2 separate regions of the Homo sapiens genome follow, and region 1 is linked to region 2. A link is a loop called in an ENCODE intact Hi-C map of the cell type or tissue named here. Cell type or tissue: A673. All regions are shown on one strand. Each heading gives the region's core, and the rest is flanking DNA. Links, peaks and the distances in the headings are about the cores only.

The links. Hi-C counts contacts between places; a loop is a spot of excess contacts. Peaks named below come from ENCODE experiments on the same cell type or tissue, not always from the same donor. Only the 100,000 strongest peaks of a DNase experiment are listed, where the experiment ranks them.
Region 1: it touches region 2 in a loop (2.5-fold over the local background); 27 of 110 quality-filtered maps call a loop at or near these places.

Annotation. Positions count from the first base shown.
Region 1 is chr4:152,459,033-152,461,959 of GRCh38, forward strand. All of the region lies in intron 2 of FBXW7 (F-box and WD repeat domain containing 7), which reads right to left. Among named protein-coding and RNA genes, the nearest start is that of MIR3140, 29 kb to the right of the region's middle. In A673, for the core only: a CTCF peak has its summit at 1,600; a DNase peak (open chromatin) is centred at 1,669.
Region 2 is chr4:152,718,712-152,721,638 of GRCh38, forward strand. No RefSeq gene overlaps it. Among named protein-coding and RNA genes, the nearest start is that of TMEM154, 40 kb to the left of the region's middle. In A673, for the core only: no CTCF peak of the experiment used is centred there; a DNase peak (open chromatin) is centred at 1,250; H3K4me3 peaks cover 830 bases.

The DNA.
Region 1 (2,927 bases), core at 272-2,771, 260 kb before region 2:
ACTTCCTCTCTGTATATTCACTCCAAGATGCAGTGAAATGGCCCCCTAGGAGAGGTGAGGAGCCCTGCCTAGAAAAGTGGTGTTCTCTACTGTCTAAGTTACTACCCAAAACAGTACAGCTGGTTCAGACTATAACTGCAGCATGACTTTACTACCGACACCAGCATTCAATCTACCACAAGTGCTACAAAATATTTAAACCAGAAGGATGACATCATTATCATCATATTTTCAAAACCATCAGCACTTCACTTTTTCCAATCAAGCTAATTCAATAAAACAGAGTACCCATTTTTACACTAGCTTCCACCTAGTAAACCAGATTTCATCACTACTCCATCTCTTTGGAGCAAATAAGATACTACAGTATCATAGCCAAATCAGCTACAACAGTAGCCATACTGTTGTATGTATACATACACAGAGCAAACTCAATAGTCATTCCAAGACTCTTTATAGACAGCAATTAATTCATACACCCAGGTGATCAATGGAGAGTCACATCACAGGCAGACTGCCCTTATATTCATACAGCAGCGACTCCAAACCAAGGGGTAGGGCAGGAAGTACACTAGTCCCCCACTTATCCACAGAGCATATGTTCCAGACCCCCCAGTGGATGCTTGAAACCACAGATAGAACCAAACTCTATATATACTATGTCTTTTCCTATACATATATACTTATTAGTTTAATCTGTAAATTGGGCAAAGTAAAAGATTAACAACAACAATAATAAAAAAGAACAATTATACTGTAATAAAGTTATATGAATGTGGTCTCTCAAAACATCTTATTGTGCTATAATCACCTATTTTCAGACCATGGATGACCACAGATAACCAAAATTGTGGAAAGCAAAACTGTGGATAAGGGGGACTACTATATATGAAATACAGAATAGCCAAATTCATAAAGACAGAAAGTAGATTAGACACTGCCAGAGACTCGGGGAAGGGAAATGGGAAATTACTGCTTAGTAGGTACAGAGTTTCTGTTTGGAATGATAGAAAAGTTCTGGAAAAAGTAGTAATGAACGAACAACACTGTGAATGCAACTGTGCCACCAAATTGTACAGCTAAAATGGCAAATTTTATTTTGTACATATTTTACCACATTTTTAAGTTTTTTAGAAACCTATTATACATTACTAAAATTAAACAATAACCTTAATGAGATATACCATGTTCATAAGTTAGAAGACTATTAACACGTTAATTTGTATGTCATTACATATTAAAAATTGTACAATATGTAAATTCCCAAACTCCATTATAAACCCAACAATACAGCATCATAATTTTTGCTTCAAGTCACAGGTACTTGTTTTTAAAATAAGGAAAAATATAGTTTATAAAAATTAGAGTAAATTATGTATTTACTAGTTTTGATGTTGATTTCCTCCTGTAGATGGTACTTGCCATCTGGTGCCATTTCCCTTGAAATTGATTCCTTTAGAAATGCTTGCAATGGTGGCTGGCTGGTGAAAATTTCCCAGTTTTGGTTTATCTGAACATGTATTTATTTTACCTTCACTTCTAGCTGAACACAGAATTCTTATTTGATAGCTTTTTGCCTTTCAGCTGAATATACCATATCCATGGCTAGAGGTCGCCATTGTTTCTGGTAAGATATTTCTGGCTACTTTCAAGAAATTCTCTGGTATTGAGCAATTTGACCACTTATGTGCTAACATCTGTTTTTTTGTGTGTGTTTATCCTGCTTGAAGTTTGCTGAGCTTCCTGGATATGTAAATTGATACTTTCCACCAAAGTTGTGGGGGTTTTCAGCCATTATTTATTCCCCATCTGAGACTCCATTTAGATGCATGTTCAAACATTGTATTACCCCAAAGGTCTCTCAAACTCTGCTTATTTTTCTCCATTCTTTCTCTTTCAAATAGATGACTTTTATTAATCTATCTTTAACTGATTCTTTTGCCATCTCCAAACAACTGTTTTGCTTGGCCGAGCACAGTGGCTCACGCCTGTAATCAAAGTACTTTGGGAGGCCAAGGTAGGCAGATCACCTGAGGTCGGGAGGGAGTTCAAGACCAGCCTGGCCAACATGGTGAGACCCTGTCTCTACTAAAAATACAAAAATTAGCCAGACATGTTGGTGCATGTCTGTAATCCCAGCTACTCAGGAGGCGGAGGTTGTGGTGAGCCGAGATCGCACCACTGCACTCCAGCCTGGGCGACGGAGCAAGACTCCACCACAAAATAAAATAAAATAAAATATAATATAAAAATTTCATTCCAGTTACTGATCTCAACCCTAAAATTCTCTTTTGCTTCTTCTTTACAGTATCTGTTTCTCTGTTTTGATCTCCTATCTATTCACTGAACAAGACTTTATTGTTTTTTATTGGCATTATTTTTTATTGCTGTACTGTAAATTTTATTATGTTTTTTCCCAACTATTTTTGATCCACGGTTGGTTGAATCTGCAAATGCAGAAACATGGAAACAGAGGGGTGACTGTATTTTTCTTTAATCCTTTGAACATAGGACTCCTTAAATTCTTCTGATTATATTTAGGGCTATTTTAAAGTCCTTGCTTGCTAAATCCAATATCTGGCTATACTTGGGGTTAATTTCTATTGAATGATTTTCTTTACCTGAAAATGAGTCATATTTCCACTTTATTTGCATATCTAATAATTTTTAGTTGAAAATACACATTGTAAATAGCAAGTTATAGCAACCAGATTTTGTCGCAATCTTTCAAAGGACCATTTGGTTTTCATGTTGTATGATTCTAATGGGCTCGTATGGACTCAAACTGCAAACTTCAGTAAGTCCTCACTTAATACCATCGATAGGTCTTGGAAACAGCAACTTGAAGCAAAACACAAACAGCAAGGTCCTTGAATACTGTCGTTTCCTTTAACACTGCTTTGTTATACAACTGATGAGAAAAAAAT
Region 2 (2,927 bases), core at 258-2,757:
AGATACACAGCAAGGTAGTGGGTCGGGGGTTGCATTCTTAAATAGGGGGTTAAAGGAAGCCCTGTCTAAGAATGAGTCACACTGGAAATCTGGGGGAAGAGTGTTCCACATCAGGGAACCACAGGAACAAAGCCAAGCTACAGCCAGGCAGCCAGTGTGGCAGAGCCTAAACCTATATTTTGGGTTTCAAAACCAGACAGGTATCCCTTACAGATTCCATGTTACCTCATCACAGTGTTTCTCACTATATGAACTTACCTTGTTCTGTAATTTGTTTTTCTCTCCACTAGAATGTGAGCTCCATTAGAGAAGGAACATTTTGTTTTTCTTATTCACTCCGTACCACTGTACTCCAGCATCTAGAACAATGCTACAGTAGTAGGTGCTCACTAAATATGTGTTGAATGACTGACTGGCAATGCATGAATGATAGCTTAACCCAAGACCATCTCCAGGGCCCCATTGCCCTTGCTCTTCTGCACACTGCTGACCCAGGGAAAGGAAAGGGGCCGATGATGTCAATCACACTGGCTGGTCCCATCTCCCGCTGCAGCTTCTCAGGAGTGTGAGACATTTCAATTAAAACAAAGGGAGAGGACAGTGCTATTGCTGGAAAGGCAAACATCTGTGGAAGAGATGATTGGGGTGGGCAGAAGAGGAGGATAAAAAAGGGAACTTGTCTGTCTTTTGAATCATTTTGCATAAACAGAGTTTAGGTCCCATCTTCCCTTTCAGCTTCTAAATCTTCATGTGTGGAGGTTGTGGGGATTGCTGCTGGGTATTTGATCTTTGGTCAGCAGCCCTCTTTTATCAGAAACAGGAATTCAAAGGTGCAAAGGTTAAAATGCCCTCACAGGTTCCAGCATGGACTTCACAGCCTGTTAGAATTAACCGCTTAATGTTGGGGTATAACCCACCTACTGATTTTATGATTATTATTTTTCAATCTGGAAATATACAGTAGCAGGCCTGATTTAAAGGGAGATGTACATTGACCTGCTTAGAATGCTGATGATCTGCCAGAACACAGTGGAATCCAGGGCAATATATTTTTTTTCATAATTTTTAGAAGACAAGCCTATTCAGGTGCCAAGAACAAAAGAAAAAGAAAACAGCTGGGCTGTAGATCAAATAAAATGGTAATTCTGGACCTTAAAAATCAGAGTTGAATATATGCCACAGGGCTCAGCACTCTTGTCAAACATGTTTCAAGAACAGCAGGTTTCTTAAGTACATCACCACATGTGGTATTGGCAAGCTTGTGCGGTCGCTTCCCCGCCTTGTGAAAATCTGTGCATTTATTCATCTTAAAATACCTCGAGATTGTCAAATATTAAAACGTAAAAATATGACTCGTGCTGTCATGTCAATAGGATTCATGAACCAGATAGGACTTGCCTGCCAGAGAGCAAACACTAGAAGCGTCTAAGAAGCTGGAAGCTTAAAAATCTAAAGGGTTTTTGAGGTCCGGTGCGGTGGGTCACGTCTGTAATCCTTGCACTTTCGGAGGCCGAGGTGGGCAGAGGCCAGGAGCTCAAGACAAGCCGGGACAACCTGGCAAAACCCTGTCTCTCCTAAAAATACAAAAAATTAGCCGGTGTGGTGGTGCTTGCCTGTAATCCGAGCTAGTCAAGAGGCTGAGGCAGGAGAATAGCTTGAACCCGGAAGGCGGAAGTTGCAGTGAGCCGAGATCGTGCCACTGCACTCCATCCTGGGCGACAGAGCGAGACTGTGTCTCGGAAAAAAAGCGGGATCAGGGTGCCGGGAGGGATTTTATATTACTCCCCAAAGCCAAGGAAGCAAAATAAAAGTGATGCCAAATTACTGTTTCTGCCAGAGAGTTTAAAATCTTTCTAGGGAAAAGTCCACTTGTTTAGACAAAAGAACACCAGTCCCTTGGCCATGACACAGGTAAGCAATCTTAAGAGATGTGGCCCTGTGCCTCAGACTAGGCACACCAAGCCTACAGATATGTCAAATATGGAGGCGATTCCCTCCAAAAACAAACATCAGTCTAGCCATTTGGCAAATGAACAGGTAAGCACCCTGTTGGCAGACAGATAAAAACTGAAGCAGAAAGCTTAGAAGTTTCTGTAGCTTCTCTCACAATCAAAGACACAGAAAGTTGTTTATATCAGTCAGCCCAATATGGACTAGAAAAACTGGTATCAAATATTCAACTGCAGCAGAACTTGTATCATATGAATGATAAATCTAACTACTGTAAATACATATACCAGTCAGTAGGTATCTACTTTAGAAGAATTGTCATCCTTTAAGTTTTATCATGTCATCATAGGTTTTAAGAACAAACTTAAAACTACTAGCAAGTTAAATCAAATTACTTCAGTTGGTAAATAGGTGTCTAAAGATGACATAAGGAAATGTAAAGAAAGGCTGAGTCCATTGTCTTATTTTTCTTTGCACCTTTACTTCTGTTTATTTTGCTTCCAGGCTGTAGCAAGTCCTTTCTTAATGTCTTAGAAACTGAAGAATGGGTAAGAGCAGATATAGGGACATACATAAAATGTTGAGATATCTTCTAAAACACATGACTTAAATGACAAAGAATATTTTAAAAAATAGTTTGAAATCTGAAGCTATTTTCTTTTCTTTTTTTTTTTTTTTTTGAGATAGAGTCTTACTCTGTTGCCCAGGCTGGAGTGCGTGGCGGCCTGATCTCGGCTCACTGTAACCTTCACCTCCCAGGTTCAAGGAATTCTCCTGCCTCAGCCTCTAGCTGGGATTATAGGTGTGCACCACCACACCTGGCTAATTTTTGTATTTTTAGTAGAGACGGCATTTCACCATGTTGGCCAGGCTCGTCTTGAACTCCTGAGCTCAGGTGATCTGCCCTTCTCAGCCTCCCAGAGTGCTGGGATTACAGACATGAGCCACCGTGCCTGGCCTGAGACTATTTTCTAAGA